Linked DNA regions of Mus musculus: all the other regions are linked to region 1. Evidence: chromatin loops called from intact Hi-C (ENCODE). Cell type or tissue: left cerebral cortex. All regions are shown on one strand.

The links. A loop is a pair of places that touch in the nucleus more often than their neighbours do. Peaks named below come from ENCODE experiments on the same cell type or tissue, not always from the same donor. Only the 100,000 strongest peaks of a DNase experiment are listed, where the experiment ranks them.
Region 2: it touches region 1 in a loop (5-fold over the local background); 4 of 42 quality-filtered maps call a loop at or near these places.
Region 3: it touches region 1 in a loop (5-fold over the local background); 6 of 42 quality-filtered maps call a loop at or near these places.

The regions. Positions count from the first base shown.
Region 1 is chr10:100,737,835-100,745,834 of GRCm38, reverse strand. It overlaps Gm35722 (predicted gene, 35722), which reads left to right and starts at 4,200. Exons shown (of 3, transcript NR_152765.1): 1 at 4,200-4,379. In left cerebral cortex, a CTCF peak has its summit at 3,579 (motif pointing left); DNase peaks (open chromatin) are centred at 3,580 and 4,388.
Region 2 is chr10:101,678,273-101,686,272 of GRCm38, reverse strand. It overlaps a transcript of Mgat4c not described here. Among named protein-coding and RNA genes, the nearest start is that of Mir3059, 90 kb to the left of the region's middle. In left cerebral cortex, a CTCF peak has its summit at 4,655; DNase peaks (open chromatin) are centred at 3,362, 4,173 and 4,588; H3K4me3 peaks cover 2,361 bases; H3K27ac peaks cover 1,334 bases.
Region 3 is chr10:102,150,334-102,158,333 of GRCm38, reverse strand. It overlaps a transcript of Mgat4c not described here. Among named protein-coding and RNA genes, the nearest start is that of Mgat4c, 220 kb to the left of the region's middle. In left cerebral cortex, CTCF peaks have their summits at 2,270 (motif pointing right) and 3,265 (motif pointing right); DNase peaks (open chromatin) are centred at 2,265, 3,241 and 4,986.

The DNA.
Region 1 (8,000 bases):
GGCTCAGAGAAGGAGAGAGAAAGATGTTATAACCCTAAGGGGCAGTTCATTTCCAGGGCAGAGTTAGAAAGAGATTCTCCGGAATCCCAAGAAACACTTTATGTGTGAACAGGAAATGGTAGCTGGGTTCCAGGACCCTAGGTCATGCACACAGAAGGATTTGAATTGCTTTGGTTTCTGATTTTCAGAGGAAAAAAAAAACAAAAAAAAAACCTTACCCTTATGGGAAAGAAGCATATTGCTTTCCAGGACAAAATATATACTTTGGTTACTCACTGTATCTGATCACTACTTTAGAACTTTGGGGCCATATTAAGGGAGACTTGAGAATATCTGATCAAATTTATCATGTGTAAACTGTGAACACATAATAAACCATTAAAGGTCTCCTGGGGACTTAAATAATTCTAGAAAATCACAAAGCACTATACTGTTAAAAATTAAAACTGTAAATTATGTGGAATTTTAAAATCTCCTTTAGTCTATCTATTATAAACAAACTTATCAATAGAACCGCTTTCATTTTAAGCACAATGACAGTTGATTGGAGATATCCTGAACATGTTGCTTTGGCATGCTGAGAAAAAGTTTATCTGATTCTGAGTGGTCTCCCAGAATGACATCTCTGAATTCCTTCCTTCATTCATTCATTCATTTCATTCTCTCTCTCTCTCTCTTTCACACACACACACACACACACACACACACACACACTCAAAAGCAACACAGTACTGTTGGAACTTTATTTAGTAAACTACCTATTATAATAATTTTGATCACTGGCTCCCCCAAAAAATTAAATAATAAAAAATACGATCATTCATTCATTCGCAAGAGGCTTTAAGTAAATTTTAGAAATATTTCCACCTGAATTTATGAACATTTAAAAGGGGTTGAAGTATATCCTAACATGTGAAGTTAATATTCATAAGGAAATAAAACACATACATATCTTCAGTGCCACTAACAGGGATTTAGCCCTGACCTAAACAACCACTGACACAAGCTACTTTGATATTTCTTATGCTCCTCTTTTATTTAAAAAAAAAATGAAATTTGGCTCAAGTAAAATTAGGCAGGACAGTTGAAGAGCAAAGCTGATTTAACAGGGAAGATCACAATGGAGACAAATTGGACTCAACTCCATTGAAACAGAGATAAGGAAGCTGTGAAGGACTGGGTTAGAGGTGAGGAACTAGCAGGAAAGTGTTGGAGGACTTGAGGAGCAAATGGTCTGTAAGCTTAGGGCTGGGAGAGAGCTCATTTGCAATTATTGACATTATACTGCTCCCCTGCCACCCCATTAAAGATCAGACCCCACCCTCCACCCCCTTTATCCATGATTACATTTCAAGAGATGGCTCTCAGGTCCTTGAGAAAGACTATTCTGGGTTGTAAAGATGGCAAGATGATTTATATTTGAGAGAGAGAGACAGAGACAGAGAGACAGACAGAGAGAGACAGAGAGATAGAGAGACAGAGACAGACAGAGATAGAGAGACAGAGACAGAGAGACAGAGACAGAGAGAGACACAGAGAGAGAGAGAGAGAGAGAGAGAGAGAGAGAGAGAGAGGGCGCAAGAGCGTTTATGATTGCAATTACATGTTTTCTAAAGTAATGCCCGGTCAAGGAAAGGTGACAGCCTTTGTAGCCAGTGAGAAGCCTGTCCAATTGAGAGGAAACATGAACGCCATCTGGGCAACTTGGGAGGAAAAAAAAAACTGTATTCTTTCCTGCTATGACGTAGTATAAAAGGTAAGTGCTTACTCTTGTGGCTTTGTGAATGACTAGATTCAGATATGTATTCAGAAACTTATTCAGTTACTAGACACCTATAGAGTGACACATACTGGACTTAAAACAGGAAGTTATGAGAAATTTAAAAAAAGGGAAAAGATCCTACTATGGGAAGATTAGGGTAGTATGGAGCCAATGACTATGTGGGTTTGCTATATGTTTAATGTTTGTAAATATCATATTTCAAACAATTTGGCATAACACATTACTTAAAAGAAAGATGAACTCCATTATTTGAAAAAGAGTTTGATTTCCCTATATCATTTATCATTTAAAATCCATATCTTAAAATTATTACTGCATTTGTTCATATCATAGATCTATTAGGATTCTTTAGAATTTATCAAAATGAGCCAGATAAACTGAAAATGGGGTCCATGAGATGGCACAGTGGGTAATGGTCCTTGCCGCCAAGCCTGACCCCTGCTGAATTTGGTTCCTGGAATCCACATGGTGAGAGGAGAGACTGTTCCCATAAAAAATTTTCCTCTTCCCCTCACACAGACACACACAATAAATATATCAATCAATGAATATGAAAACATTTGTAAGTACAAGCAATACTGTCTAGGACAACCATACTAATACTGCGACCTTTAGTACAGTCCCTTATTTCGTGGTGACCCCCAAGCATAATACGTGACCCTGCAAAAGGCTCATTCAACCCTCAAAAGCATCTTGACCCACAGGTTGATGAAGCACTGGTCGAGGAGAGTAACAAAGGCTGAGAGGAAAGTGAAGAACATAGAATGGAAATGATAAAAAAGGAATATAGGTTCATATGTTTGATGTCCATTGCATAGATGTATGTAAACGCCCTTATGAGAACAGTAGTACCATGGAAATGGATATAGGCAATGATACTGTTTAGGAGAAAATATATAGACCTATTTAAGGTACTAACTTTAAAAAATAATAATGTACACTGTTTGCCTTTTGTTTGCTCGTTTGTCTGTTATTGATTTTAACTGTTGTCATTCATTGCTATTGCTGGAAGCTACACCTGAATATTTGCCTCTTCCGTGTCTGGATATGAATTTGTTTGAACAAAAAGAATCATTCCATGAAACATTTTGGGTTTTGTTTATTGAACTTCCACATAGTCCCTGAAAGCAAAATCACAAACAAATTGGGTTTGAGATTTCTGGTCTGGGTGATTGTACAAATGGAAATGCCACTTCAACTCTAAGAATAGAGATCTCTCTCCTTTAAGAGCGCTACTACCCATTCCAGAGAAGAAATTTGTTTTAAGACTTTTACAGAAAATCTTGTAAAGTACAGAATATCTCCAATTAATATATCCGTAGCAATAATCAACAAATTCAGTGAGCTACAATAACGAATGTACCAAAAGGCCATTTTTCTCCTTTATGTCACAGGAGTGCAAAACATTTCCCTTCATACCCCTGTATAGTTTTTGAGATATTTTAAATTTTTTACCTGGCCTGATCACATCATAGTGCTTCAAAAATGTGTATTTTGTAGCAGCGAAGCCAAACAAATATATCCGTATCTCACTACCACTCACATATTTGGTTGGATTTGGCTTCTTGTTATATGAGGTAGAAAAGGGACTTATAAATTATTGAATGCCTAACAAAATAACTGAACTTTGTGATTTTATAAAGCACAACATAAAAAATTCAAGTGGTCTGAAAGCTAAGCCTTTCATTTGAGTGGTAAAATGGGGAACAGTTTTAAAACAGAAAGCAAGTGAAATTTTTCATCCGTAAAGTCGAAGTCATTGATTAAAAGCGTGTGTGGTTAGAGTGCCACCTAGTGGCCAGGCACAGTAGCCCGCGGGCGCCCCAGTGGTCTTCACAAACTACTCCTCAACTCCACTTTTGTAGTAAATCTGTGAGATTTTTCCAGAGTAGAAACTGAAGGCTAAGAAAGTGAAAGTGCCCTGTTGGGAGAGATTCTTAGAAGACAACACTGAGAAAAAATAGACAGAAGCTGGAAACTGATAGCGATTTTAATTTCTCCACAAAGCTTAGTGTCCAAAGGGATGGGGGGGGGGGGGGGGCAGGTGTTAACCGCATGGTCCCTAAGGTTCACGGACCAAACTGCTCTCGGAGCATATTACAGTTGTGGAAAAAGTCGAGCATTCTCAACAATATGAGCAAGAAACTCTTCCTTATACTACTTCGCAGTACTGAGGATTCAAAACCAGGAACTGTGTCTTCCTTTTCAAAAAATTAAGAAATAGGAATATGTCCCTTATTTCTTAAGAGAAGAAAAAAATATCTATGATTCACCAAACCAGTGTCTAGAACCCCTGGAAATAGAATAGCCTCTTTGTTTTGCTTTGTTTTGTTTGGAGGTGGATGTATGTAGGGTTTTAAGTCAATTCCCTAAATTTAAAGAACTAATGCCCGAGCAGAATCTGCCTCCAGAACCTGAATTAAAGTTGAACAATCTCTGGACTCGGTGCCTCTGTGTGATGCGAGGCTCTCCCTCTGATGTGCTTTCCAGAATCACTGCCGTCAAATGCTAGAGAGGCATTTCTTAAAGTTAATCTCTCCCTTTGGCTCTCGTGAAAACATCCAAGTGTTTCTTTCCTGTGAGTCACCAGCACAGGGTAAGTATACCGCGGGCACTCGGTAATTGGGAGTTTGCTCTTCCTTTAGCTTCCTTTGTCTTAGCTCTCTCTAGAGGTGTTTTTCCCCCTCCCTCCTGTGACTAGCCAGAAGAAAACAAGCCTATGTTTGTTTACAGTTTTCTATGATGATTGATTCATTTAGAACAGGAAGAGCAGATTGTCCCCATGTTCATAGAAATCAAGGCGGACTTAAGCAGAATATGGCAGTGATGTAGCAAGCAACAAAATGCCCTGTGTGAGATTCCAGTTCTCTGATGGGTAACACAGATATGAAGATTAAACCCTCAGGGACGAGATTGTGACGTCTGTTATACGATGTCTTCTATAAGATACAACTCCTGCTTATACCTACATCCTGTTCCCCACTGGCGTCGAGTGCGGTTTTTTTTTGTTTGTTTGTTTGTTTGTTTGTTTTTTTGTTTTTTGTTTTTTGTTTGTTTTTTTTTTGTCAAGCAGTTAAAAGACAAAACCAGAATCAATTCAGCAAATGTGAAGTAAAAAATACTGTAAAACCACATTCAGGCACTGGATGCTCTTTCTGCTCTTAAGATCAAATTTTTAATTTTGCATAAAACTATTAAGTGTGTTCAACCCAGGGTTTTCTAAAGAGATTGCTGCCAATTTTCTCACAAAGGGCTTCCCACGAATCCGGATACTGTTGTTTTCATCTGTATTCAATGATGCCTAACAGCACCAAGCCTCAAAGACTTGGAGTCATTGCTCATTTTCAGCCAAAGTCAAACACACAGGAGGTGGCCAACCAAGAGCAGAGCAACAGCCACAGAGACAGAGAGAGACGGCCAGAGAGACAGAGACTGACACAGAGAGACAGAGTTAGAGACAGACACAGAGACACCGAGACACAGAGGGAAGGAGTGAGGAAGGTGGGGAGGAAGACACAGAGAGACACAGGGACACAGAAACACAGAGAGACAGAGAGACACGAAGAGAGGAAGAGACAGAGGCAGAGAGACAAAGACAGACAGAAGATAAATGGCTATACTCTTCAAGACATGTGAAAAAAAATCTTGCAAACCAGAGATGTAGATGAAATTGAGGGATCAGAGGACACAAAAATAAGTTGTAAATTCAGCCCAAAGAACCCTGATCCAAACCCTACAACATATTCTTTTCTAAAAATAATTGTTCTGCTCTTTAAAAGAATGCTCTATAAATTGATACAGTATATACTGATCATATGGACTCAATACTATCTGTCTGCATGCCAGGTTAATGTCCCCAACCTGATTTTCCTCCAAATTTCATATCTTTTATTTTTTAAAAGCTCTTTGCAGTTTATGGCTGCAGTGGAAGGGAGGGGGAGACCCTCACCTTTATGGGCATGGTTGTTTGTGGATCACTCTGCTTCTGTGGATGGCCAAATGCCCACATGCATATGGACAGTACTAATTAGACTCAGAGGATTATTAAAAATCACACATTAACCTCCTATGATGAGATTGCCTTGCTTCCATGTTAACTTCAAGGGCAGGGTTGACAAATGGCAGTCAAATAATACAAAGTATCCAGAGGAAAAAAATGTAAGAATTGCATAAGATGATAAGGATGGGTAAGTATTGAAAAGTGCCAAGAAAGTGATTTCCAATTATTCTTGACAATAAAACAATAATTACATGAAGAAATGTACATGGCAAATTAACCAGTACAGGTCAACCTATATTATATATACTTCCAGACATGATCCTGTACACACATTTTAACTATCATTTCAAAAACAAAAAGTATGCACATTTGCATGCCAGAACTTAAATAAGTTGAAAAATATAATAAGTCAAAAGTTCTCTGAAATATACTTAACCATCAAATTGCCTTTTGAAACTTTATTAATTAAAAAATACTTGCAAAAACTAAAAAAAATCACTCTATCCAACTCATTGAACTAATATACAAGTAGAATAGATATTGTGGTGCTCAACATTAAGGGCTATAATTTTCAGATTGAAAAAAGGCATATATTTATTTTATGTGTATGAATATTTTAACATTTATTCATTTTATGTCAATTTTTGAGATTATACTATAGTTACAACATATCTCCCTCCCCTTTCCTCCCTCCGAACCTTCCCTTATAACCTTTCCTTAAAATTCCTGACTTCTTTTATTTTTGGTTGTGAGCCTAGCCTTTAAGGGCTGAGCCATCTCTGCCGCAGTACAGGGGAACGCCAGGGCCAAGAAGTGGGAGTGGGTGGGTAGGGAAGTGGAGAGGGGTATGGGGGACTTTTGGGGATAGCATTGGAAATGTAAATGAAATAAATATCTAATTAAAAATAATGCTATCTATTGGGGAAAAAAATTCCTGGCTTCTTTTCCAACTGATTGTTCCTGCATGCACACATACACACACACACACACACACACACACACACACACACACACACACACACACACTTCTGAATTTTACCTGTTCGGTCCATTAGATCCATTAGGTCCATTAAAACTTATAAGTATGATTTAGGAGGCTAACCACTTGGTACTAGACGATCAATTCGTGTGGTCCTTCTCGGGAAGTCTTTCTCAGTTGCGTCTAGTTCTTTGTGTAGAGATGAGGCCCGGTGGGCTTTTCTCTATCCAGTTTGACCTGTCTATTGGAGTTATCCTTCCCTTCCCTCCCTCCAAATGCTCTCATATCCTCCTCCTGGCTATATTTTCAATCATTCTCCGCCCCCCCCCCATCTTCTGCAATGATCTCTGAGCTTTAGGGCAAGGAGTTGTATTGCACAGTATCCTTTACAACAGTAAGTCATATTTAAAGTCGAAAGTTGTGTATGATTGAAATGTGTCGTCTGTTAAAACAGAACAGAATACAAAAGCAAGAAATGTAGGAATTAAAGCTACTTTTCTTTTATCACTCGAATAGTTCTATGCTGAATTAAAATATAATTGCATCTTTAAGAAAATATCAGATTTGGAGAAGCTGTGCTTTTAGTTACTTAAAAAGAGGGGGGGGAAACAAATTTTAATTATCTATCAGTTTTTCAGCCTTACTTCTCTCAGCCCTTTGAGGTAGCATGTCTGATTTATCTTCATATACCCATCATTGAACATATTGTCTATCACATAAATCTAATCAGGGTTTGTCCCACTGAAATGCACCCATGTGTTTATTGAGTCAGTGATTAAAGTTAGAAAAACCTTAAGATTTTTTTTAACCTAAAATACCAACAACATAAAAGATGACACATGAAAGTTTTATTTTATATCAAACTGTGCTCTGGGCCATATACAAAATATAATTAAAATTTCTGTTCAGTTTGCTTATGTTGAATAGAACATGATAGAGGGTGTCATTAAAGAGTCCTTCTCTTTCTGTCATATTTCCTGCTGCTGAGACTTTTGCATCATTCTGTGGGAGCCCCATATATGTTCCCCATAGACCTTTGTCTACAACAGTTATCACAAACTGAAATTTTCTAACCATGCCTAAGTCATCTAACACATGCACAATAACACTGAGCTAAGATAAAACTTAATGGGATTTTCTTTTTCTTTTGGATTTTTACCTCTTTCTACTAAAAGAAAAGTACATTGAGACCTGTCCTGAAAAATCTGCTTCCTTGACACTTTTTCTTGGAGTCCAAC
Region 2 (8,000 bases), 940 kb before region 1:
TTACATTCTACTGTATTTAGTGCATGATGCTCCTCTGCTTACTACCCAAAAGAAACACAAATGCCAAAACAGAGACAAATCCCTTGATCTATAGTGGTGTCCTTCCAGAAAGATATGCTTGAACAATGGTGGCACAAAGCTTATGGGAGTCACCGACCAATCGGCGATTTGATTGAGGCCCACTCTATAAGATGTGCCACATACCCAACACTGTTAGGGTGACCAAGAGCTAGAGAAAAGATAGCCCAGAAATCTAAAACCAAATACTACTATTATAAGAATAAACAAATAGATAAACAAATAAGCAGCAATACAATGACTCCTAATCACATTCTGCTATTCGCATAGTTTAGAACTTGCCCAGCCATCAACAGAGAAGCTTCTACCTGAAACGGATGAGAGCAGGCACCTAGACATTATGAAAAGAGTTTGTGATCTTGGAACACTCAACTGGAAAGGGAAGGCTACTATTAAATTTCCTGCCCCAGGGCCCAGGAAATCTTGTGGTAGAGAAGGCAGAAAGAGACCAAGAGCAAGAGGGAATAGAGGATATCAACAAAATACCAGTAAGATTAAAACCTGATATGTACTGACAGAGACTGGGGAAGCATATATTTGATTTACATTAATTCATACAAGGTGTTCTGATTAAAAGTTATGGCTTCCAGTTTAGTGTTTCATTGAGACTCCTGAATGTGTGTGTGTGTGTGTGTTTAAGAGGGTCTCTGACTTCTGATGTGTTAGTTTTGTTTTATCGTATTGTATAATTATTTTTTATTAACAGTTACAAGCCCGTTTTCTTTTATATATATTTGGTTTTTTGAGACAGGGTTTCTCTGTAGCCCTGGTTGTCCTGGAACTCACTTTGTAGACCAGGCTGGCTCAAACTCAGAAATCCACCTGCCTCTGCCTCCCAAGTGCTGGGATTAAAGCCTGTTTTCTAATGAGAAACAGAAAAGTGCTCTATCCAGATGGGAGTGAAGGTGGGGAAAAACCCAGAAGTGTAGAATGAGGGGAATTCATAACCAGGAGGAAAAGAGGAAAAGATCTTTTTTTTTCCAATTAAAGCCAAAATTAGTATTTGCTATTTTTTTCAATGTGGATGCTATTTAGTTTACCTAAAGTTTTAATGTAATACTTTCTTCTTTGCAGGGTAATTTTCTATGCTTGATTTTCTCTAAGCAGCCAGAATATGTAGACATCTCCCTACTAGAACTACTTGCAAAAGAGAATACAAATAAAATGGTTACAAGGTAAAATCTAATGAGCAAGAGGATTTATTGTCTTGTCTTCTGTTGTTATGTCCTTTGGGAAAAGGTACAAGAAAAATGAGCCACAGTTATGTCTGCTTTCCTTGCTAAGTTATGACTGGTATTTTAGCTGTTTGATATTCATATAGAAAGTGCCTGCCAGTTTCTAATCAATTTCTAATTTTATATTTGCATGTGTAATGTTTTGGCACATCTACAAGTACTTTAATACCAAAAGACAAAACACTGTCAATGTTTAATTTCTTACTTAATATAATTATACTATTACAAACACAAAACAACACACATGGATTATTGAGAAAGTGGAGAGTCAAGAATCTTCAGTGGAAACCTAGATATTCCTTACTTAAAAGGCTGTGATAAAATTGCCTTTGAGATGAGTACCATTTATTAGATATTGATTGTGATAGAAGTTTTTGATACTTGAATACATGAACTCCCCAAACAAAATTTTAAAGCTAGATATCATCATTGTATAGACACAACCGAGGCCAGATATATAGAGATAAAGAAACTTAGACAAACTTCCTTACTGTATCTAACGATATTTTTAAATCCTCAATCCAATGTTTCATTCATTATGCTACTTTTACATGTGGGGTATAGTTAAAAGAGGATTTGAAATCTAATAGGTCATCTGCATGTATCCCCCATAACGATATATGCAAGTCACTGACAAACTATTAGACATTTAATACATTATACGTACATAAAAGATCACCCTTCTCTTTGATCCAATTAGAGGCCCTGAAATATTAATAAACTCTTTGACTTAGGACAGAATAGTATTGCATGTTTTCCTACTACATGTTGCGCAGAAGCAGCAAAGCCATCACAAGTACTCAATAAACATTATTTAGTAGCAAATAATAAAATGAAATTACAGTAATATATTTTGCAATGAACTCACCATAAGATGGAATAAAATAACTTTTAGTACTAGAGCAAGAAGCTGAGCCTATTTAAATATCTGGGTAAGTAAATGTGGCTTATGGGAAGGCAGAAGGTGCTGGCATGATTGTAATTTAAAAAAAGGTTAACATGAGGTCAGGGTGATAAGAAAGTTCATTGTAATTTGGAGCTGGTTTTCAGATGTGCTTGGTCCATATAATATTCTAAACAATTAAAAGCATTGTTTAGCTACTATTATATCTTCCTTTTCTCAATGCTGAGATAACTACCTTTTGTTGTATATTGGTACTTTTCAAAAAAATGTGTTGCCTAAAATAACTGTTCTAATGCTCTTTATAACAGAAGCTGAAAATTTTAGGAGAGTCACTGGTTAAAGTAAAATACACATGCTTTGTCCTTAAACATTCATGAGCAATTGAGATACGGAAGCATTTGAGTGCTTTTAGATTCTTTTGTAGATTTAAAGTAGAGCTTTCCATTATTGGTGAAAAAGGAAAAGAACAAACAGACTGCAAATGAGTGGAGAAAGGGGTTCCACAAAAGAGAACAGCTTGCCAAATGGAAGTATCCATGGAGAAACCTCAATTTTAACTCTGATTCTTCATTTCCTCCAAAGGTATGGGGAAGAAAGTACTTAAAAGTGGAGTTTGAGGATTCAATTCTCTTTATGCATTTCGATTTATTCCCCTTTTAGTCCCTTTAAGCATAAGGGGGATTCTCTGAAAGCCACTGTCTTTCTGATTCTCTCTTCTCTCTCTCTCTCTCTCTCTCTCTCTCTCTCTCTCTCTCTCTCTCTCTCTCTCTCTCTCTCTGTCTCTCTCTCTCTCAATCTCTCTCTCTCTCTTTCTCTCTCTCTCTCTTTCTCTCTCTCTCTCTCTCTCTCTCTCTCTCTCTCTCTCTCTCTCTCTCTCACACACACACACACACACACACACATCTTCTTAATACTTTCTGCAATGCTCCAAAAAAAAAGTAGAACCTTTACTAATGACTCCTTCAAAGTCTTCTACCACTTCCTCTTCTAAGTCCATGATTAACCCAGGATGGGTACATAAAGTCTGCGTCCCAGTCCAAACAGAGCAGCTGCTACACTCCACCTCACTGTATATACACCTGCAGTAGTCATACCTGCAAAAGGTTCATAGTCATTTTTCCTTATGGAAAACTACCAGCAACCCAGTAGATTTCACTGAGCCCATTCATGCAGTCAAGAGATGTCAGAATGCATCGAACACTCATAGCACAGTAGTTTCAGAAAATGTCCTCTTGCTTTATAAACTCTGTGATTTCTCTGACACAATCGACATACACATCCTTAACTTTTAGTTAACACACAGAGAGAAGTCATCTTTCCCATTGCAATAGATCTTTGTAAAATAAGCTATTTCACGTAGGTCAAAGCTGCTTCCTCCCTTTTCATTATACCAGTAATTGTTCAGAACTTTGGCAGCTTTTAAAATGTTACTTTACTAAATGCTTTTTCCACCTAAGGGACAGCATGAGAATTTTTATATATTAAGAAAACAATTTTTTTTACAATATATTTGTATTTGTAACAACATAGTAGATAATTTTAATGAATTTCCTTCAAACTCACAAATATTGATCAGCAACACAAAATGTTTCTTTACCATGTTCTCAGAAATACTTCTAGTAGAGTTTGTTTAAATTAAAAAATTTCCATCATTCATATATCTGCATAAATAGCCATGAAAAGCAGCATATTTAGTATCAGCATTCAATAGAAAGTATTTGCCAAGACAGAGAAAATATGACTATTCCAAAATACACAGGCTGGAGCAAGTTTTCAAAGTACGTATTTCCCCTCATTATTGGCTGTAGCTACAAAAGGAAAACCCTCCAGAGAATTAATACGAACTTATTATAATGCAGCCTGCAGCACGGTTTTGTTTTGGTTTTGCTTGTTTTGTGCTGACACAGCAATTTAAAGTATATATTCTTATCTTCAGTAAAGGAATCCTATTATTTCCCATGCAAACATGCAGCAATAAAGTGCCATTACCCAGTCAATACTGACTCCTTAACATCTTTCTCTATTTGCAGGTTTGGATTCCCAGCTCATTAGCTTATTACTTGATAAATAGGAGAGGGTAATGAATTGAGAAAATAACTACGTACCTTCAGAGAAAACCTGCCCGATAACAATAATCCATTAGGAGCCTGGCAATATCCTCTGATCTATTGCCCGCAAAGCTACGACTGGATGGAGAGTTTCATTCCCTGGGCTCAGCTCTCCAGAAGAAAACCAGCACAATTTAAATATTTCTTGGAATGTGACAGCTCTCTAGATCCCCGGTTGCGTTCTGTTCCCCAGGGATGGCAATCTGGTGTTCCTGTGTGCACAGAGCAGTGAAGATGAATTGAAAACGCTTGAGATAAATTAGGAATGGCTAAGTTAAAACTGTCTCTGCTCCAGACTCTCTCATCTGCAGTCTGCAAGCCTGTTTTTCTGTGAAAAAGCTAGATGGCAGGCTGCCTCAGTAAGTTCTTAAGCGACAGAGAGCATTTTCAATGAAGAAAAATTCTCCCATTATCTAAGCTAATGTGACTGCTGCTAAATCTAGTATTTTAAAGTGTCTAGTGGCATGGAATTTATTTGCACTATTGCTTTCCTTCAAACTACAGTCTAGAATCTATACCTTAAAAATATATATAGCTTCATGTGGTAGAAGCAAAGTTTTACTTACAATGAATTTTCTCTCTCTTCTTTTTCTATTTTAATAATAATTTATCTATCCGGTATTTACTCCTTTGTTTCTAAGCATTTTATTATATTTTCTAACACAGAGGCAGTTTTGATTTACATTTTAGTATACAATTATGAAAAATGACATTTTTAGTGACAATCACTTAAGTGGATTCAGTTCCACGAAGAAATATGTAGTTCTCTAATGTCACTCAAAATTCAAAGGGCATAATATAACAAACAAAAAATATCTAATGCTAATAAATAGTTAAAGAAATAAATGTTGTCCCTTTGGACAGAGCCCTAAACATCCCATATTTTTAATAATATTCTGTATTTGAGACATAAAACAGAGTTCTTTTGGTGTCTTAAAACCAAGCAAAGCACCAATGCATTTTAAAATGCACAGATCCATGTCTTAGATTTGTAATATGAGAAGGAATGTAATTTGGAGACAAGGAAGGCATTGAAACTTATGAGAATATTTGCACTTTGAAAATATACCCAGCATCTATGAAACTAATCTTCTGCTTGCTGTGTGTTCTCCTGTGCCAAAGACATGTTTAATGTTTAATATTTGAATGTATGATGTTGCAGCAAATTCTTGGTTCCATTATGGGAATAAGTTTACATATTTGAGGGAAAACAAAAATAAATACAGTTATCTGGAAATCAGGAAAATTGGGTTCCATCAAAATCTTGCCTTTTACTCTCCCAACTATGAAATCATCATAGCTAATATTTCCTGAGGATGGCGTGTGTACTGGAAACATAACATGAGACACTAGAGCTGGATGCTGCCAATTTCTTCTCATCAGGGGCTCTCAGGGAAAAAGATGTCACTGTATACGTGGCTATCAAGCTATGAAAACAGTAAGTGTAATATTAGATTGTTAAGGTTTGGCCCCTTGCACATAACCCAACATGTGCTGATTATTATCTACTTTAAATATCTCTCATCCTTTTCTCCCTCATTCCAACCTTTCTATCATCCACATATCTAAACCAATTTAATTACAAAAGGCATCTATTTGATCTGTTCTGAGTTTCTTGATCATCTTTAAACTTGTTTCATATTCTAAAGTATACAAAAGGGTCTAAAAATAAAAATTATAATCTGTGTTTTCATTTTTACCTGGAGAATAATGCTCTCCATCTTTATAATAATCTGTCAGCCATATGAAGTAATTCCCATTCTTATCTAAAGTCATCAAATAGAAAGCAAGTCTTCTTTTAGTAGCTTTGTATAAGAGCAGGTGATTCTGGAAAAATGGCAGATATTTAGATTAATACAATTGAACAGTAAGCAAACAAATAAAGCTTTACCAAGCCAAAGCTCTAACTAGCTTAGAATGCTTAGTCTGTACAATGTCTTGGGTTCAGTCCCTAGAACCATTAAATAAATACATAGTCTTTACTATGTTGTCAAAAGATGTTCACCAAAGGCACAAACAACTGTCCCTGAGAAGAGAACATGCTTCAAGAAATGATGCTGGAAGAATGGCTCATTGATATGCAATAGAATGAAACCAGACACCCGGACCACTAGTAAGGATGTAACATCAGCCAACTCAAACCATATTAAAATCAAAATACTGTTTATTAAGGGATTCAGTACAATGGAAAACAGTTCACAGAATTAAAGGCAATATTTGCCAAAATCAATGTAACAGACACGTACAATGAAGGAATATATAATGGTAAGTGGGGTGGGTGTTTAGCTTTCTGTGGGAAAGCATACTATGGTTTCCAAGGTTCCAGGAACATCCCAGAAAAGGACGAAGAACTGTACATGATGTAAAGTTGTGCAGTGAAGTACTATCTTCTGAGATTAGCATGTCTGCTACATTCATGTGCTCACAGACGCTGTAATTGCTAATACAGTGAGGGAATTATGCTGAGTCTCTCAACATGCAGACAAATATGTGGAGCTGGGGTCTATCTGAACTCTCCCTTGATATTTCTTGGTTGTAGAAGCAGAGGTAAATGTTTTCAATGGTGAGTTCAATGTGACTTGCCTGAGCTCCTGTCCATACGTCCACACAGGTCTACATTGAGAAGGCTCTGATTAAACTCACTGATTCATAAAACAAAAAGAATTCAGAAAAAGAGGCACAGAGAGCAACTTATTTATAGAAGAGTACAAAAGGTGAGGTGAAAGGAGGATTAACATGTGTGGGGATATGGCTCTAATGGAATGTATGCATATATAAATCCAAAAAACAAACTAATTCCCATCCCATATAGAGAACTACAGCAAGGCAAACAAGAAATCACAGTTAAATAATCTGCTTTAAAAATATATGAAAATACTTTTTGCTATCCTAGGTTTTTTGTTATTCCAGATGAATTTGCATATTGCCCTTTCTAATTCGTTGAAGGATTGAGTTGGAATTTTGATGGGGATTGCATTGAATCTATAGATTGCTTTTGGCAAGATAGCCATTTTTACTATATTGATCCTGCCAATCCATGAGAATAAGGGATCTTTCCATCTTCTGAGATCTTTTTAAAATTCTTTCTTCAGAGACTTGAAGTTCTTATCATACAGATCTTTCACTTCCTTAGTTAGAGTCACGCCAAGGTATTTTATATTATTTGTGACTATTGAGAAGGGTGTTGTTTCGGTAATTTCTTTCTCAGCCTGTTTATCCTTTGTGTAAAGAAAGGCCATTGACTTGTTTGAGTTAATTTTATATCCAGATACTTCATTGAAGCTGTTTACCAGGGTTAGGAGTTCTGTGGTAGAATTTTTGGGTCACTTATATGTACTATCATATCATCTGCAAAAAGTGATATTTTGACTTCTTCCTTTCCAATTTGCATTCCCTTGATCTCCATTTGTTGTCTTATTGCTCTGACTAGGACTTCAAGTACAATGTTGAATAGGTAGGGAGAAAGTGGGCAGCCTTGTCTAGTCCCTGATTTTAGTGGGATTGCATTCAGCTTCTCACCATTTACTTTGATGTTGACTACTGTTTTGCTGTAGATTACTTTTATCATGTTTAGGTATGGGCCTTGAATTCCTGATCTTTCCAAGACTTTTATCATGAATGGGTGTTGGATTTTGTCAAATGCTTTCTTCGCATCTAACAAGATGATCATGTGTT
Region 3 (8,000 bases), 1.4 Mb before region 1:
AAATTCTGTGATATTAAAAGTAATATCGTTACAAGATGATATTAAATATTGGCTTTCAAAATGAGTAATTTAAAAATCACTGGATTTCTAGACAATTCAATTTCCGTAATTGAAAGCTACTTTATAATATCGTACTATTCTTCTATTTTTTTCCCACAAATGTGGACTAATTATCCATGTCTTACTATCTTGACAAAAACCCTATGTTTCTCCCCAGGCACATGTCCAGTGGAAGAGGAGGATAATGGTATAAGGTGGCTATAGCAGCTTGCTGCCAGAGGGACAAAACGACAATCACCTTGAAATATACCCCAGCTTTACCCACCCAAAGGAGCTGTCAGAGGGATCATTGTGAGATGCAAGAATTACCAGAGCTATTCAATGACCAAGCACCTACTAAATCCAGTGCTGCCTTATGTCAAGGCAAACCCTTCGAAATCCATGCAGCTCAGAAAACACAAAGTCAGTAAAAGTGCTAGGGAGAGAGTGGGAAGATTCAGTTCAGCCACACCCACCTATAGGGAGGTGGGTGGGGCTACAATTGACGCCTGGTGTGCATGTGCCTTGTTTCTTTACCTTCTGAATGATGGAGTCCAGGCAAATACCCCTGTGACCAATGACCAGTTCCAAACAGTACATTATTTTACTGGATCACTTCAATAAGAGTTTTAAAAGTTTATAATGACTAGAAAGAAATTGATTCCAGCCCCCACAAGTTTCTGACAACTAGGACCATAGGATTAACTCATTCTGTGTAGCAGTTTCTTTGTGATGCAGGGGACTGGCTTCTGGATGGAGTTCAAGATCCATGACTATAATCTACAGTCTGTAAGAAATTTAGCCCATTAGCATTTATTCTAAAGATTGACTATGAGTCTATCATCCATAGAAAAGATGATACAGGGTTCAGCTAATGCAATATATAGACTTGTTATACAAAACCGAGTGTGGTACACGAAATGATAAAAGAAATCAATATTATCGCCAGGCAAAGGATCAGATATTCACTGTGGTGACATGTGTGAGAGTTAAAATGAAAAGTGAACTCGGTGCTCTCCAAATAATGAAGGAGAAACATATTCAACTTTTAAAATTCCAACTGAAAATGTACTATGGAAAATTAGCTGGGTTTAAAATAGTGACTCACTCTAAGGGATTTTATTTTTCTTCAAAACTGTTGCACTTCCCAGGATTGCTTTGGATTTAATCATATTAGTCAAGCCTAAGAAGTAACTAGATTTAAAAGAAAAATCGATTTGTCAAAGGAAGTGTACTTTGAGCAAATGTGCAAGACACTGTTCATTTACTTCTGCATAAAATCACAAAGTTGTAGATGGAAGTCTGTATGCCACACAAAGTCACATAAAATTGAATTGCAGATCAGAAAGATGAATTTGGGCAATGGGAACGTCAACTGGATTTCTGGTAGACAAATGATAAGGACATGATATTGTTATCACTGGTATGATATGTCATTGAGAAGATAATATAGTATGTTCCTATACTTCATGTTTTATATAAAATATTAATGAGATAAATATTTAATGATAGAGACAGAGAAGTAGAAAAATTAGATCATATTCAGTTGCATTTAGAAAACAGGCTGATTTATGTGCCATCCAGTTACATCTATAAGATAAATGGAGAATCCAATAATTAAGTGAACAAAAATCATAATCTTTCTTACTTGCTTTGTATTTATTCTAGCGTTTCAGTGCAACTTAAAATAGGCTTAAAAAGAGATCAAAGTGAAGACTAGAGACTGTGTGTGCGCCATTGTCATTCTGTATTAATTACTTTAATTCTGTATATTATTTACCTATAGGTGATTATCTAAGTACAGTGTACAGGTTTTCTGACACAAAAATGTATAATTATAACTTTTAAGATCAGATTTCAATGCATACACACACACACACACACACACACATACAGGTTTAATATTTTAAACAAATAAGTTAAATTTACAAAAAAGTTTATTTGCATGAAAATTAATTTTATATCTTAAACTTTTCTATGAATTGGTAAAAATAGAATATATTTTAACTGGAAAGAGAAATAAAAGAGAGAAGAAAAGCAGAAGAGAAATACTTAATTGTAATGTTAGTCTATAATAAATGAACCTTTGGACCATAATTTCATTTTAACACATTGGGAGTAACATGCTATCTATGTACATATGTATGTTTGCCCATGTGTGTGCTTGCTTGAATGTCTGTGTACGTGTGTGTGGGTTAGTGAATATTAAGGTAGTGCTCACAGATGCCAGAAGAGGGCAGTGGTAATGGATATCAGGGCAGCTGAAATTATAGGCATTTACAAGCTGACTTGAGTGATGAGGACCAAACTGGGTCCTCTCCAAGGACCAGTGCTTATTTGCTAAGTCATAATTCCAGCCCATAAACAATATGCCTTAGGTTTAAATAATCACATATGTATACTTAGAGAGGATTTAAGGAACATCCAGGATGTAATTAATCCTATGTGAAAAATCAATCACATGATCTGGAGTAATATGTGTGTTCTTTGCAAATTAAATACAAACTGCATGTCATTTCTTGAATACTAAATTTAGCATTAACACATACCAGAGTAAAACATGTTCTTCCAATAATTTGATATTTCATCAAGAAAAAAAATACACTTTTCACTTTAAAATATACTTCTTGACTTCCAGCTGTGACAGTCATTTTGCATTGTTGAGTTCCAACGAACAAAAAATATTTTAAGTTTAAAGTACGTAAAGAAGCAAAACCACTATAAGAATATGGCTTTTAATTTTTAGTAACTGTAATATGTGTATATGTTGGAATATAAAGAATACGGAGGCTAAATTATTTCTTAGAAAACTGATATAATTTTGTATTTCAAGCAAGTACATTTCCCTCAGTTTTATTACCATACCTTCCTGCTATATATTTCCCAAGAGCTGAAATCACTGCAGTATTTAATTGCCTGACAATTATTTCAGTTACATCAATTTTGTGGTTAAACTAATTATTTATATTATCAAAACAAATCAGCACTAGAGGCTAATTAGACTAGAGAAACCATCCTACACTGTTTCTCATCTTACATATTAATAAGGTTTGGGTTAATACTAACTTTGCAAGAGATGAGCATATCCTTCAGGTGATAATTTACAGACAGAACTTAGGAATTCAAAGGAGCTTGAAATCACTTTAACCAGTCTCACGTTGAACAGTGAAGAATATTAAATTGCAGCATTCTGCATCATGCTGAAGCAAAAGACTGGTCCATTACCTAGTTATCCACAAGATGGCAGCTCTGGTCATTTGGCCACTAATGCCTTTATTGCGATCCTGTTTTTGTTAATAATAAAATAGAAAGTATGTGAATAGCATAGGTATAAATGTTCCTAAGATTTCTCAACTTCAGAATAGTAAAACAAGTTATTTATATCACCTTAAAATATGCGATTTCGAAATACCGAAAACTATCTGATTTAATTTACAATTTTTTATTATAAGTAATTTTGGAATCCACTCTCCTTAAAAGTTATTGCTTTTCTTCAATTTTGTTTCAAAACAAGGAATTGCTTTAAAATGCAAAGTTAGTATTAAGACAAATGAAGAAACCCTGACTGCAGCAGTTTTACCTCATGGAGACAGAGACATAAAAACCACATTTTCCAGCTAGTAAGTTCTAGATATGGTTTATTTTCAATAGGAGCATGTATTTACTGAGAGCACCTGAATTCCCTTATAATGCTTAATAATTTCCACAGCCACTATTTTTCTTACATCTACCCCAAATCTCCTTGGTTTAGAGTGTGAGTATATTATTGTTATCTTTGTTTTGGGTGCAGGCACATATTTTGGAAACATTTGGAATTATTGGGGCACATCACATTTCTTGTCAGATAATGGGTAATAAGAAGATACTTATTGTGTTTGCCTGTCAGTAAGTTTTATTTTAGGAAAAATTGAAATAACTTTAAAGGAGTGGCAAAGGTATGAAAATCCGCATATCTGAAGGCAAGGCTCCAATGCAATTTCAATGCACACTGTGTTATAACACACACGATGATAGCACACTTACCCTATGTTAAGGTATATTTTGGGTATCTTAGCTGATAATGAAAACTAAAATTCATAGATACACAGACTTGTTCTTATCATGTTTTGGAGCAAGCATGTCTCCTGTGTTCATATCCTCCTCCTTTGTTAAGTGTATTTTGTTTCACATATATTTTTGTAGAAATTTTTACCAATGTTATGTTTTATTTTCCATCTCAGTTGGTGTTCTGTATATGTGTCACGCTATTCAAAATTGATAAAAATCATAGCTTTCTTTATCTGTCTTGACCAAGTACAGTGATATCAGCCTCATAAAAATTCGACATTTATACTTAATGAGAATTAATTAATTGAAATTACTGTATATTCTACAAAAGAAATGGTCTATTCATGGAAAAATCCACTGTGTTTATATTGAAATCTTATTTCAGACTCATGGGTGTTTTTATATGAAAGACACTGAGAAATAGTAACCTTTATGCTTATTATCTATTCTAGTCCTGTAAAACAGAAGATTGTTTAAAGAGTTGAGAACAATCCAATTATCACAAGCAGTCTTAGCATTATTTTAATAATAAGTGCAACAATGATATCATCAATATCAACCCCTTTACCCACACCAACTCTGTGGGTGATTATTTTGAACTCGGAACAATTCCGGCTATTCTATGCATTTTTATATTGTCTGTTTTATTTGCAATAATGTTTCAACGTCATTGCATGATAGGGTAAGACTCTTATTATATATGCCATCTCACTTTATTTTAGCCTTTTTCTTAATTCTTCCCTGACTTCAGCAGAAGGAAATTAGAGTAATTCTTGTTAAGTTGGTTTTTCCCTCCTTTGATACATAATTCTTCTTGGAATTTCTGAACTTACTGCTCCTTTGCAATGGGCTGATGATTCATCACACAACATTGATGACATCACCTGCAGCTATTCAGCAGTGGTGTAAAGCTGTGATTTCAGGATCCAAAACATAAACCGCTTAGTTGGTTCTATGGCTATTTTTAAGTAGCTAAGTATCAGTGTCTTTTCTGGGACATTGTAGTGGGAGACTTGAACCTATGTCTTTAGATAAATTCTTGTTTGAGTTTTGTCTAGGAGTTTATGATCCATGTTAATCCCTAAATTCATCAAAGACATGTGATCACACTGATACTTAAAAGATCAATGCTTTCCTGAGGAAATAGAAAGTGGTATTAGTAAAACATCTGCAATATATAAGGTATATAATTTATCATCTCTGTAGAACAATATTGGTGAGGTTTATCTGGATAATGTACTTAGCACATTTGAGGTCAATTATAAACAAATAAAAAAAAGGATCACTAGTCAGCAATGTGGACATACAGGAGACAATTTGAAATTGTATTTTCATTCCAGGAATAATGATCTCCATTGGAAGTGTTGAACACTCTGCCTAACAGAGGATCAAAATCACTGATTGTCACAAAAAGCAGCATTCCCACCTATCAACCCAACTGAAATCAAACCAGTTCCATGCTAGAAACAGACAAAGGATTTTCAACAGCTTTTATTGGAATATTCGGGGTGAAGTGCAAGTACTGTGTAAAATATAGGCCCCTCGCCTGGTGCTTACACTTGAGTTGCCTAGAGCACAAGTATTAACCGTTTATTGGATCACATACAGTGCTCTTGGGAGTTGGAGGAAACATTATGTGGGGCCCTGTGGGAAGACGTTGGGCTGTCAAGTTTGTGCCCTTGAAGATATTATTGGAGTCAACACCTCTGATTATTTATGTCTGTCACACTGTGATTGCCCTGAAGTGTCCTATATATCAATATATGTGCACTCACTCATGACCACACATACAACTGCACACACACGCACACACACAGACACACACACATGCAAACACATACACACACCACAAATATAGTTACACAGTGAGAATCAACAACCACATACTTAGGGTAGACTCTTCCGATGCTTATTTTTAAATATTACAGTCCAAATGAGCACCACAAAATCCCATAGCCACTCTATAATAGAGAATTCACTTAGTCCAATCTCAAATGTCTTCATAATTTTAACAGTTCTTACAATAATCAAGTAAAAAAAATTCTATAGTCTCTACTAAGAAACAATACAAATTGTTAAATATAGATCCCAGTAAAATAAAAAAAGGAGAAAGCTCTCTATTCTTAATGTAAAATGTAGCAATATTCTCAGTCTAAAATAAAGACAAAAGGTGATAGCAGGAACATCTCAGTCTAAGCAAAATCAAAACCAAACAGCACAAAGATCAAATGCTTTGGCTCCAAGTCTGACATTCCAGCACATGGCAGAAGCCCTTATCTTTGTTCCCATGAGCTTCAGTAGATTCAGCTCTATAAAAATCCATTCACAGTTCACATGGCCTCTCTTTTTGGGGTATTTACCTTCAATATAGCAGGCAATAAACGTTGCATCTCTAATGGTCTCGGCTCTCCACTACAACCATTCTTTACCCTGTGTTAGAACCCTTTTGACTCATTTCTGACAAAGCTACTAGAGGAAAGAAGTGTTCCTTTTAGTTTGAGGAGATAGACAACATCAGGTCTGGGACAGTAGGACAAGGGACCTTGTCCTTGTGGCCCTGGTATTGAGCACGGAATGGCAAAAATACTTGTGTTCACCTTACTTTCTTATATTTTTATTTTTACTTATTTTTATTGTTTTTTATTTACATTTCAAATGTTATCCCTCTTCACTGTTTCCCCTCTGCAAAACCCCTATCTCATCCCCATCCCTTCTGCTTCTATAAGGGTGCTTCCTTGCCCACCCACTCTTGCCTCATAGCCATAGCGTCCCCCTAAGCTGGGTCATCAAGCCTTTACAGGACCAAGGGCATTTCCTCCCACTGATGTCAGACAAAGCTATCGTCTGCTACATATGAAGCTGATGCCATGGGTCCCTCCATGTGTACTCTTTGGTTGGTGGTTTAATTCCTGAGAGCTCAGCAGGGGGTGGGGGGTCTGGTTGGTTGATATTGTTGTTTTTCCTGTGTATTTGTAAACACTTTTAGCTCCTTCAGTCCTTCCTCTAACTCCTCCATCGGTGTAGCCTTGCTCACTCCACTGTTTGGCTACAGGCATCTGCATCTGTAATGGTCAGGCTTACTTTCTTATTTTTATTCTTCCCAAGCTTCCTTCCCTCTGATGGTGCTACACACAATCAGGGTTGTTCTTGTTCTTCATGAAAACTTTCTAGAATCATGTTCATAGATAATGGCAAGCATGTTCCCACTTACTCATAATCTTCCTTCAAACCATCTCCACAGAACCAGTAGTCATATGGTTAGATTTATCACAGTAATGAAACCATTTCCTTCATACACACTGAGTCATCACTGAAGCAAAATAATTTACAGGATCTGCTTAAAGGAAGGGGCATTTACTTTGGATCATGGTTTCATAAGATTGAGTCTTCTACATTGGGAAAGGTATAATTAAGGAATCACTCTTTCCGTGATTGTGTGAGTGTCATGCCGCATGGCTACGCGTTCATAGAGATAAGCAGAGAAAGCAAATGAAAATATTGAAACTAATAGCCTGAGCCCCTCCTGCTCAAGAGTTGAAGATCTTCAGAGAACTGCCTCTAGTGAAGAGAAAAATACCTGAAGCTGTGGGCAACTTCTCTGATTCAAGCAATTATAGTATGTTCCATTCCTGAATCACGAGTGTGGGCCTATATCTCTAATGGAGAGAGAGAAAGAGACAGGGCCTTACAATTCAGCCTTTGTCCAGGCTGCTCTAAGCTACTTACATCTTTCTTCTTATTCTCTATTAATTATTCCTCCACAATGCTGATACACAGAACATCTTCCCATTTTAAATTCTGGCATTCAAACCTCTCTTCATCTTTTGTTTAGCTTGCTCAAGCACGGAGTAAAACAAAGAATCAAAAGAAGCAAATATAAAAACCCTCTGTCACATTTCTCGATAAAAATGAAA